Regions from separate parts of the Homo sapiens genome. Here region 2 is linked to region 1. A link is an interaction called in ENCODE POLR2A ChIA-PET data of the cell type or tissue named here. Cell type or tissue: HepG2. All regions are shown on one strand. Links, peaks and the distances in the headings refer to the core of each region. The heading gives the core; the rest is flanking DNA.

The links. ChIA-PET counts read pairs that join two places held together with the same protein. Peaks named below come from ENCODE experiments on the same cell type or tissue, not always from the same donor. Only the 100,000 strongest peaks of a DNase experiment are listed, where the experiment ranks them.
Region 2: POLR2A ChIA-PET joins it to region 1 with 5 read pairs; 2 of 35 experiments call an interaction of 5 or more read pairs at or near these places.

The regions. Positions count from the first base shown.
Region 1 is chr17:38,654,996-38,660,364 of GRCh38, reverse strand. No RefSeq gene overlaps it. Among named protein-coding and RNA genes, the nearest start is that of EPOP, 17 kb to the left of the region's middle. RefSeq lists enhancers at 1,160-1,659, 3,075-3,369. In HepG2, for the core only: no CTCF peak of the experiment used is centred there; DNase peaks (open chromatin) are centred at 734, 2,734, 3,174 and 4,504; H3K4me3 peaks cover 756 bases.
Region 2 is chr17:38,844,180-38,849,548 of GRCh38, reverse strand. It overlaps RPL23 (ribosomal protein L23), which reads left to right. Exons shown (of 5, transcript NM_000978.4): 5 at 1-1,689. LOC124903994 (a long non-coding RNA gene) reads right to left here. Exons shown (of 3, transcript XR_007065743.1): 2 at 4,673-4,697; 3 at 1,259-1,284. Among named protein-coding and RNA genes, the nearest start is that of SNORA21B, 4.8 kb to the left of the region's middle. In HepG2, for the core only: no CTCF peak of the experiment used is centred there; a DNase peak (open chromatin) is centred at 2,798.

The sequences.
Region 1 (5,369 bases), core at 216-5,215:
ACGTGCATGCGTGTGCATCTCTTGGCTCTGCACAGCTCTGTGTCTAGGAGTGTGTAACATGTGTCCCCCCTGCCTTGAAACAGAAACTAGGTCAGCCTGGAGATGTGTGGGCAGGAGTGGAGTTAGGGTTGGATTCTTCAGCAGTACCAGGCTGGATGGGGAGCGTCATCCAGCTCCCCATTCAAATTGGCCAGGTGCAGTGGCTCACTCCTGTAATTCTAGCACTTTGGGAGGCAGAGGTGGGAGGATTGCTTGAGGCCAGGAGTTCGAGACCAGCCTGGGAAACATAGGGAGACTCTGTAAACAATTTTTTTTTTTTTTTGAGATGGAGTCTCGCTCTGTCACCCAGGCTGGAGTGCAGTGGCGGGATCTCGGCTCACTGCAAGCTCCGCCTCCCGGGTTCACGCCATTCTCCTGCCTCAGCCTCCCCAGCAGCTGGGACTACAGGCGCCCGCCACCACACCCGGCTAATTTTTTGTATTTTTAGTAGAGACAGGGTTTCATCGTGTTAGCCAGGATGGTCTCGATTTCCTGACCTTGTGATCTGCCCGCCTCGGCCTCCCAAAGTGCTGGGATTACAGGCGTAAGCCACCGCGCCTGGCCCAAAAAATTTTTAAAAATTGGCTAGGTGTGGTGGCTTGTGCTTGTAGTCCCAGCTCAGCTACTCAGGAGGCTGAACGGGGAGGATTGCTTGAGCCCAAGAGATCAAGGCTGCAGTGAGCTATGATTGTGCTGATGCACTTTGGTCTGGGTGAGACAGCAAGACCTTGTCTCAAAAAATAAATTCATAGTAATGCCCCTCCCTCCATCCCTTCCTCCTCTACATTAACCTTGGCATAAAGAGAAGCTGCAGGTAGCCTCTGAGGGGCTTCTCCCCTTGGTAGGGACAAGGACTGAGAGGCATCTGACCAGAAGCGGGAGGGAGGGCTGGGTTTAGTTAAGACGAAGGTGTGGGCACCTATTTCTAGATCTTGCCAGGGATGTGGGAAGGGGCAGCCTGCATTGTTTTCTGCATTCCTCTGGGCAAGGACACAATAGGGCCAGGGCACTCTGCCTAGGGACCTGGCTGCATCAAAAGGACCTCCAGTGCCAGGAGGGAGAACCCTTCCTCCTCTGGACCCTGAGTGCTCCATTCAGGGAGACATCGGTTTGTCTGTTCCCCCAGCGCTGAATGCTCCTTGATCTGAGGTCCGTAAGTCCCAGACCCATAACCCACCGCATCGCCTGTGTATAATGGGAGCGGGGAGTGTAAATGCCAGGATCCACATGGGCAGTGGGCCAGCCCCCGTGCCAAGCCTCTTTGGGGGAGGAAGTGCTCTCCCCACCCCAGCCTCGCGCCCACCCTGCCTCCAGCTTCCCACTTCCTCCTCCATCTGAGCCTTGCAGCAGCAGCACCTCCTCTCTGGGGCCCAGCCAAGTAGCACTCAGCCCACGGCAGGCAGGCTCACAGCAGCCACAGAGCAGCCTTGCTCCCCGGCACCTGCTCCTCTCCTCTCCCAGCCTCCTCCGGACCCTCCCTTCCTGTCTTCTGCAACCTGGAGTTTGCACGGAGAGCCCCCTGTCATGTCTGGGGCTCTGTGTTGGGTGCCTGGTTGGTCCAGTTGGTCCAAGTCCTGATGAGCTCTATGTCACCCTGAGCAAATGTGGCCATCACCTCTGTTAGTCCTTTCTGAGTTCCAAGTCAGTCCAGACCCCTGTGGCCACTGTGGGTTCCATGTCACTCTGGACCAAAACGGGCACCACTTCAGTCTAATCCCTGTGGGCTCTGTGATTTCCTGAAGCAACATGGGCGCCCTATCATTCAGTCCCACCCCACCAGGCTCCATGTCACTCCAGGCCCTGTGAGCCCTGTCTCAGTGTGGGCTGCTACAGGCTCCCTGACACCCTGGGCTGGGTTCTGTGTTGGTTTGGGCCAAGTTAGGTGTCCTATAGTTCTAATTCCATGACAGGCTGGACACTGTGGACAGACACCATCTTGATCAGCACCGTGGACCTCCCCTTAGGCCAGACGCCTTTGGGCTCAGCCTCTGATCCCACTCTGGACTCTTGTGGGTCCTGTGTTCGCCTGAGCCAAAGGGAGCTCCGTGTTGCTCTAGCTCCTTGTAGTCCCTCGCCACTTTATGGGGGCCGGGAGGCCAGCAGCACTGGCATCACCTGAGTCTTGCTAGTAATGCAGACTCTTAGGCCCCACTCCAGGCCTCCCTAATCGGAATTGCATTTACCAACAAGATCCTAGACGATCCTGGCACATGTACAAGTTTAAGAAGCGCCATCATCAAATGCATGCTGACCTGAATCAAGGCAGGAACCTTGCTGACCTAATTCCACGTGAGCTCCATGACACCTGGGCCAGTGTGGTGACAAGAGACACCCCCCCCCCGCCCCGTGCCCCATGTGAGTGGAGGTGTTCTCCCTCTAGACACCCCTACTCCTGCCACACAGGTCTATGCCTCTCCTCTGTCTCCCCTTCTTTTCTTCCACTCGGAGGCCTTGCCTCTAACCAACTTCCTTCTCCAAAACCAATGCCCATTCCCCTGCCCAGCGTGTCTGGCACCCCCTGCACAGAATCCAAGCACAAAGGGCTTTTGTCATCCCTCACTCTGAGCCTGGCTCTGGGGCTCCTCTTGACCCTCCCTCCCGGCCAGCCTCCTGCCGCCACCTCAGGCCACCCCAGCTGGAGGCTGCTGCGGTACTTTTCCATCCCTGCTGTTCTCTGCCTTACACACACATTGCACAGATAGATCCAAAGTCTATATCTATATATACCTCTCACCCCCCCACCCCCGGACGTCGTGCGTCTCGTTTGCCAGGCTGTGGTCGTGCAGTCTGTCGCTCGTTAAGGCTCTGTCTCAGATTTGCATGTTTAATATTTTATCCAGGAAGTGCTTCTGGCTGGGGCTCCGGGAGGTGGTGTGAAGCCGACAGAATGTCAGGCCCCGGAATGGTTGCTCACGGGTGGTGGCGGTGGGATGAGCGTCTGCGGGACTGGGGATGGTGACGCCAGTTCCTGGCTGCTTGTCTGGGCTTCAGCATTGGGGTGGGGTGGCAGGAGGTGGGCTTGGGGAGAACATGTTGGAGATCAGCTCCCCCAGCTGCACGGACAGCTTCCCTTCTTTGGGCCACATGGCTATCAGAAGGAGGGGCCCCGAATTTGAACTTACTTTTTAGGTTCAGCAGCTCCACTAGGTCTTAGTCACTTCCGTGTCCGGGGATTTTCCAGGAGGAAGAAGCCCTTTGACTCCATGGGGAAATGGCGGTAACTCATCCTCTTCCTGGTTCACCCTGTACCCGGGACAAACCATGTAGGAGAACAGAGTGGGAAACAGAAAATGGGCTGCCACGGTGTGACCTTGGGGAGCCATTGAGCTCTTCTTTTTCTTTTTTTTTTTTTTTGAGACAGAGTCTTGCTTTGTCGCCCCGGCTGGAGTGCAGTGGCGCCATCTCAGCTCACTGCAACCTCCACTTCCCGGGTTCAAGCAATTCTCTGCCTCAGCCTCCTGAGTAGCTGGGATTACAGGCACTCACCACCATGCCCAGCTAATTTTTGTATTTTCAGTACAGATGGGGTTTCACCATCTTGGCCAGAGTGGTCTCAAACTCCTGACATCAGGTGATCCGCCCGCCTCGGCCTCACCTCCCAAAGTGCTGGGATTACACCGTGTCTAGCCAAGGCCAAGGTCTTTTTTTTTTTTTTTTTTTTTTTTGAGACGGAGTCTCGCTCTGTCACCCAGGCTGGAGCGATCTCAGCTCACTGCAAGCTCCGCCTCCCGGGTTCACGCCATTCTCCTGCCTCAGCCTCCCAAGTAGCTGGGACTACAGGCACCTGCCACCGTGCCCAGCTAATTTTTTTTTATTTTTAGTAGAGATGGGGTTTCACCATGTTGGCCAGGCTGGTCTCGATCTCCTGACCTCTTGATCCGCCCACCTCGGCCTCCCAAAGTGCTGGGATTACAGGCATGAGCCTTTTTTTTTTTTTTCTGAGATGGAGTCTCTCTCTGTTGCCCAGACTGGAGTGCAGTGGTGTTATCTCAGCTCACTGCAGCCTCCACTTCCTGAGTTCAAGTGATTCTCCTGCCTCAGCCTCCCAAGTAGCTGGGATTACAGGCACGTACCACCACGCCTGGCTAATTTTTGTAGAGATGGGGTTTCATTATGTCGGCCAGGCTGGTCTTGAACTCCTGACCTCAGGTGATCCTCCCACCTCAGCCTCCCAAAATACTAGGATTACAGGCATGAGCCACTGCGCCCAGTGTATTGAGCTCTTTGGGTTCCTGTGGGTGACAGGAGAGGACCACAAGCATCTTTACCCTCGCTGCCCCCCAGCATGTTAGAGACCTGAGTCAGTGGCAGGCACTACAGAGCACTGAAGAAATCCCTTCTGTTCCCAGATATTTGTAAATAACTCAGCGGGCAGGAGGGGGAAAGGAGGGAGAAAGATGAGGCTCTGGCCCAAGGGCAGATGGAATTATCTGAAGATGGAGAAAGGGAGGCGGGGAGCAGACAGACACAGGCCTTTCATTCTGACCCTTGCCAGGCATGAAGTGCCTGATTGTGCTTGTGTCCAGAGGGCTCAGTGGGGCCTGGAGGTCAGAGGGAGAAGGGATTGCCTGCTCCATCCCCCAGGTCCCTCGGGAACAAGCTCTCCACACAATTCTGCTGCCGTCTGGTGGGGGTCAGACAGAAAGGGATTCTTTTTTTTTTTTTTTTTTTTGAGATGGAGTCTCGCTCTGTCACCAAGGCTGGAGTACAGTGGCGCAGTCTTGGCTCAATGCAACCTCTGCCTCCCGGGTTCAAGCAATTCTTGTGCCTCAGCCTCCCGAGTAGCTGGGATTACAGGCGTGCCACCACGCTGGCTAATTTTTGTGTGTGTGGGTATATATATATATATATAGTTTTTTTTTTTTTGTAGAGATGGGGATTTACCATGTTGTTCAGGCTGGTTTTGAACTCCTGACCTCAAATGATCCACCTGCCTGGGCCTCCCAAAGTGCTGGGATTATAGGTGTGAGCCACCACGCTCACCCAGAAAGGGCTTCTTAGCAACAGAGGGGGCATGGCCCCAGGTCCCACTCTCCCCACCCCTTGCTGAGTTTCAGGGCCTGGAGGTTTATCTGTGCAGAATTTCTGGAGTCAGCCCTGGTTGGGGCAGGAGCAGACGAAGGGGGTGTGAGTGGGAGGATGTATGTGATTATCTCTCAGCCTGCAAAGGGGACCTCCTCCTACCTCAGACAGTTCCACATTTGCTCCCAGCTGCTCCTCCCCCAGGTGCCAAGTTGGGAAGTTCTTCCCGGCGTCTAGCTTCAGCTCTTTCCACTGCCACTGCAGTGCGATTACTCTCTGTTCTGCTATTTGGGGGCCGGAGGGGAGGC
Region 2 (5,369 bases), core at 151-5,150, 190 kb before region 1:
CTGACCAACGTGGTGAAACCTCCTCTTTTCTAAAAATACAAAAATTAGCTGGGCGTGGTGGCGCACCGCCTGTAATCTCAGCTACTGAGAGAATCGCTTGAACCTGGGAGGTGGAGTTTGCAGCGAGTCGAGATTGCACCATTGTACTCCATCCAGCCTGGGCAACGGAGCAAGATTCCGTTCCCGCCCCCGCCCCAAAAAAAGGCATTGAAGTTAAGATAGACTATATAGTTAGATCCTGGACACACACATGGATTTTGAGGAATGATGTGAGTTTGTTTATGTATGTACATTTTAGCAGTTAACAGATTTGGAGTAAATTGAATATTTATAAAACAACAGTAATTGCCATGTAGGTTTACTGTCATAGTGGAAGATGATTAAGTTGATGGTACCTACAGGTATTTTGCTATGAAAATGTTTTGACAAACAGGATGATCGTGTAATTTATGTTCCAAGCTCTAGTTTGAGAATGGAAGAATGTGGTAAATTTTTGCCAACTGAACAGGCATAAAGCGCTGATAATAAGGGACTTGGCCTTAAGGTAGGAGGTTGTTAGCATTTCTTTCTAAACGTGTAAGAGTTTATTTAGGTGACACCCAGCGTTTTGGAAAAATGGGTGTTTGTTTAGAACAATAATTTGGAGGGAAGTGGACTAAACAGGGTTTTTAGATTAAGGTTTGTGTTTATGTATCTGTATCTGCAAATACTCAGCCATAAATGTTTCTACCTGTAAGTTGGGTATAATACAAGCTCCACTTGGTATCAAAAAGGACTACCCTTAGTGTCTTCCATGACTAGTTATGGAATGTACCAGACCTAGAGAGGAGTTGTTCTAACCTGGAGCTTTTGAAAATGTTTCCGGTCCATACCCTAGACCAATTAAGTCAGACTGCAGAATAGGACTCAGACATCAGAATTGTGAAGCTCCCAGGAGATGTCAAGGTATACCCAAGACTGAGAACCAGTACCCTGTCTAGACTGAACCAGGCTTGGTTTTAGAAGTATTAAATCTCGCCTGGGTACGGTGGCTCACACCTATAATCCCAGCACTTTGGGAGGCTGAGGTGGGTGGATCATCTGAGGTCAGGAGAGTGAGACCAGCCTGTCCAACATGTTGAAACCCCATCTCTACTATACAAAATTAGCCAGGCATGGTGGTGCATGCTGTAATCCCAGCTACTTGGGAGGCTGAGGCAGGAGAATTGCTTGAACCCCGGAGATGGAGGTTGCAGTGAGCTGAGGTCGCACGATTGTGCTCCAGCCTGGGCAACCAGTGAAACTCTGGGGGGAAAGAAAAAAAATGTATTAAATCTCTAGTTTTAGAGAGTTACACCATAACATCCCTGAGTATGGTCAATTTCAAGTCAGCTTTAGTGTGACAAGCCCCTAGGCCCACCATTTATGTCTTTATATATTATGGCAATATATGATCCTTATATATTAACCACTAATCGCTGCTGTTTTTGAATGTTATCTTTTCTGAGGCAGTCTTGCTCTGTCACACAGGCTGGAGTGCAGTAACACCACTGAAGCTCACTGTAACTTTGAACTGCTGGACTTGGAATCCTCCTGCTGTGGCCTTCAAAGGGCTGCAATTACAAGTGTGAGCCACTGCATCCCACCTCACATTTTATTCTTTGGAGATTTTTTTTGACTTGGATTAAAAAACTTTATATTTACACTTCACTAAATGTTTTCCTTTGTCAGCTGGGCATGGTGGCTCACACCTGTAATCCCAGCACTTTGGGAGGCCGAGATGGGCTGATCACCTGAGGTGAGGAGTTCAAGACCAGCCTGGCCAACATGGTGAAATCTCGTCTCTACTAAAAATACAAAATTAGCTGGGCGTGGTGACGCGTGCCTGTAGTCCCAATTACTCCGCAGGCTGAGGCAGGAGAATTGCTTGAACCCAAGAGGCAGGGGTTGCAGTGGCGGAAGTTGCAGTGAGCCAGGGAGACTCCATCTCACTCCTGGGCTCCAAGAGACTCCTGGGCTCTTGTTGCCCAGGCTTGAGTGCAGTGGTGCAATCTCAGCTCACTGCAACCTCTGCCTCCTGGGTTCTAGCGATTCTCCTGCCTCAGCCTCCCGAGTACCTGTGACTACAGGTGCCCGCCACCACGCTAGGCTGATTTTTGTATCTTTTTTTTTTTTTTTTTTTTTTTTTTTTTTAGCATTTTTTTATTTTGAGACCGAGTTTCGCTCTTGTGCCCAGGCTGGAGTGCAATGGTGTGATCTCGGCTCACTGCAACCTCCGCCTCCCGGGTTCAAGTGATTCTTCTGCCTCAGCCTCCTGAGTAGCTGGGATTACAGGCATGCACCACCACGCCTGGCTAATTGTGTATTTTTAGTAGAGACCGAGTTTCTCCATGTTGGTCAGGCTGGTCTCCACCTCCCGACCTCAGGTGATCCGCCCCCCTCGGCCTCCCGAAGTACTGAGATTACACGTGTGAGCCACTGCGCCCGGCCAGATATATATATATATATATTGTTTCCTTTGTCACTGTTTATATTCTGCAAGTTCTTTCTAGGTAAAAGTTTTAATAGAATGGATTCAAGATATCAGATCTGATTTATAGTAGCTTGCAACTTGAACAGTAATACATGTACTTTCATAATAAAAATAGTAGTAAATATAAAAAAATAGTAAATTCACTACAAGACCTAGTGGAGCATGCCTATTATCCCGGCTACTCTGGAGGCTGAGATGAGCAATTCTGAAGTCTAGCTACAGGCACGCAAAAATTGGCCGGGTGTGGTGGTGTGTACCTTTAGTCTCAGCTACTCTGGAGGCTGAAGTGGGAGGATCACTTGAGGCCAGGAGGTCAAGGCTACAGTGAGCAATGATCACACTACTGCACTCCAGCCTGGGCAAGACTGTCTCTATGAAAAAAACAAAACAGGCCAGTTACAGTGGCTCACGCCTGTAATCCCAGCACTTTGGGAGGCCGAGGCAGGCAGATCATGAGGTCAGGAGATCAAGACCATCCTGGCTAACGGTGAAACCCCGTCTCTACTAAAAATACAAAAAAAATTAGCCAGGCATGGTGACGGGCACCTGTAGTCCCAGCTATTCAGGAGACTGAGGCAGGAGAATGGCGTGAAACCGGGAGGCGGAGCTTTCAGTGAACCAAGATCGTGCCACTGCACTCCATCCTGGGCGACAGAGTGAGACTCCGTCTCAAAAAAAATTAAAAAAACCTCCATCTCGGCTGGGTGCGGAGGCTCACGGCTGTAATCCCAACACTTTGAGAGGCCAAGGCAGGTGGATTACCTGAGGTCAGGAGTTCCAGATCAACCTGGCCAATGTGGCGAAACACGCGTCTCTACTAAAAATACAAAAATTAGCTGGGTGTGGTGATGGGCGCCTGTAATCCCAGCTACTCAGGAGGCTGAGGCAGGAGAATCACTTGAACCCAGGAGGTGGAGGTTGCAGTGAGCCAAAATCGCACCATTGCACTCCAGCCTGGGCGACAATAGCCAGACTCTGTCTCAAAAAACAAAACAACGGCCGTGGTGGCTCACGCCTGTAATCCCAGCACTTTGGGAGGTCGAGGCGGGTAGATCACCTGAGGTCAGGAGTTCAAGACCAGCCTGATCAACATGGTGAAACCCTGTCTGTACTAACAGTACAAAATCAGCTGGCTGTGGTGGTACATGCCTGTAATCCCAGCTACTTGGGAGGCTGAGGCAAGAGAATCGCTTGAACCCAGGAGGCAGAGGTTGCAGTGAGCCAAGATCGTGCCATTGCACTCCAGCCTGGGCAAGAAGAGTGAAACTCCATCTCAAAGAAAAAACAAAAACAAAAAACAACAACAAAAAAAAAACAAGGCCGGGCATGGTGGCTCACGCCTGTAATCCCAGCACTTTGGGAGGCTGAGATGGGCGGATCACGAGGTCAGGAGTTTAAGACCAGCCCGGCCAGAATGGTGAAACCCCGTCTCTACTAAAAATATAAAAATTAGGCCAGGCGCGGTGGCTCATGCCTGTAATCCCAGCACTTTGGGACGCCAAGGCGGGCGGATCACGAGGTCAAGAGATCGAGACCATCCTAGCTAACACAATGAAACCCTGTCTGTACTAAACAAAATACAAAATATTGGCTGGGCGTGGTGGCGGGCGCCTGTAGTCCCAGCTACTGGGGAGGCTGAGGCAGGAGAATGGCGTTAACCCGGGAGGCGGAGCTTGCAGTGAGCCGAGATCGCACCACTGCACTCCAGCCTGGGCAACAGAGCGAGACTCTGTCTCAAAAAAAATTAAAAAATCAGCTGGGAGTGGTGGCAGGTGCCTGTAACTCCAGCTACTCGGGAGACTGAGACAGAAGAATCACTTGAACCCGGGAGGTGGAGGTTGCAGTGAGCCGAGATCGCGCAATTGCACTCCAGCCTGGGCGACACAGCGAGACTCTGTCTCAAAAAAAAAAAAAAAAAAAAAAACCCAAAAAACAAACAAACAAAAAAAACACCTCCGTCTCTACAAAAAAAATTAGCTGGGTGTGGTTGTGTGTATCTGTACTCCCAGCTACTCTGGGCTGAGGCAGGAGAATGGCTTCAACCCAGGACGCGGTGGCTGCAGTGAGCCTAGATCGCTCCACTGCACTGCAGCCTGCGCGACAGAGCGACACTGTCTCAGAAATAAATAAAATAATAAAATATGTAATTTATATAATTACCTAGATCCAATGCTGTATGTGGAAACTAAAGGAAAAAGAAAAAGAAAATTAGCTGGAGGAAAAATATGGTAATGTGTCCCCCCACCGTTTTGTTATTTTAAAGGAAAGATAAGGCCAGTCCTGGTGGCTCATGGCTCTAATCCTCCCAGCTTGGGAGGCCAAGGTGGGCTGATCACTTGAGCTCAGGAGTTCAAAACCAGTCTGGCCAACACAGCGAAACCCTGTCTCTACAAAAAATACGAAAATTAGCTGGGCCTGGTGGCGTGTGCCTGTAATCCCAGCTAATTGGAGGCTGAGGCAGAAGAATCGCTTGAGTCCGGGAGGCAGAGGTTGCAGTGATTCCGGATCGCAACGCTGCATGCCAGCCTGGGAAATTGGAGTGAAACCATGTCTCGAGGGGAAAAAAACAAGCATAAATAATAGCGGGTGAAAATAACTCGGGTGGGGCTGGGCATGGTGACTCACACCTGTAATCCCAGCACTTTGGCAAGAGGCCAAGGCGAGAGGATCACTAGAGGTCAGAATTTTGAGACCAGCCTGGCCAACATGGTGAAACTCCATCTGTACTAAAAAGACAAAAATTACTCACGCCTGTAATCCCAGCACTTTCAGAGACCGAGGCAGGCAAATCACCTGAGGTCAGGAGTTCAAGACCAGCCTGGCAAAACCCTGTATCTAGAAAAATATAAAAATTAGC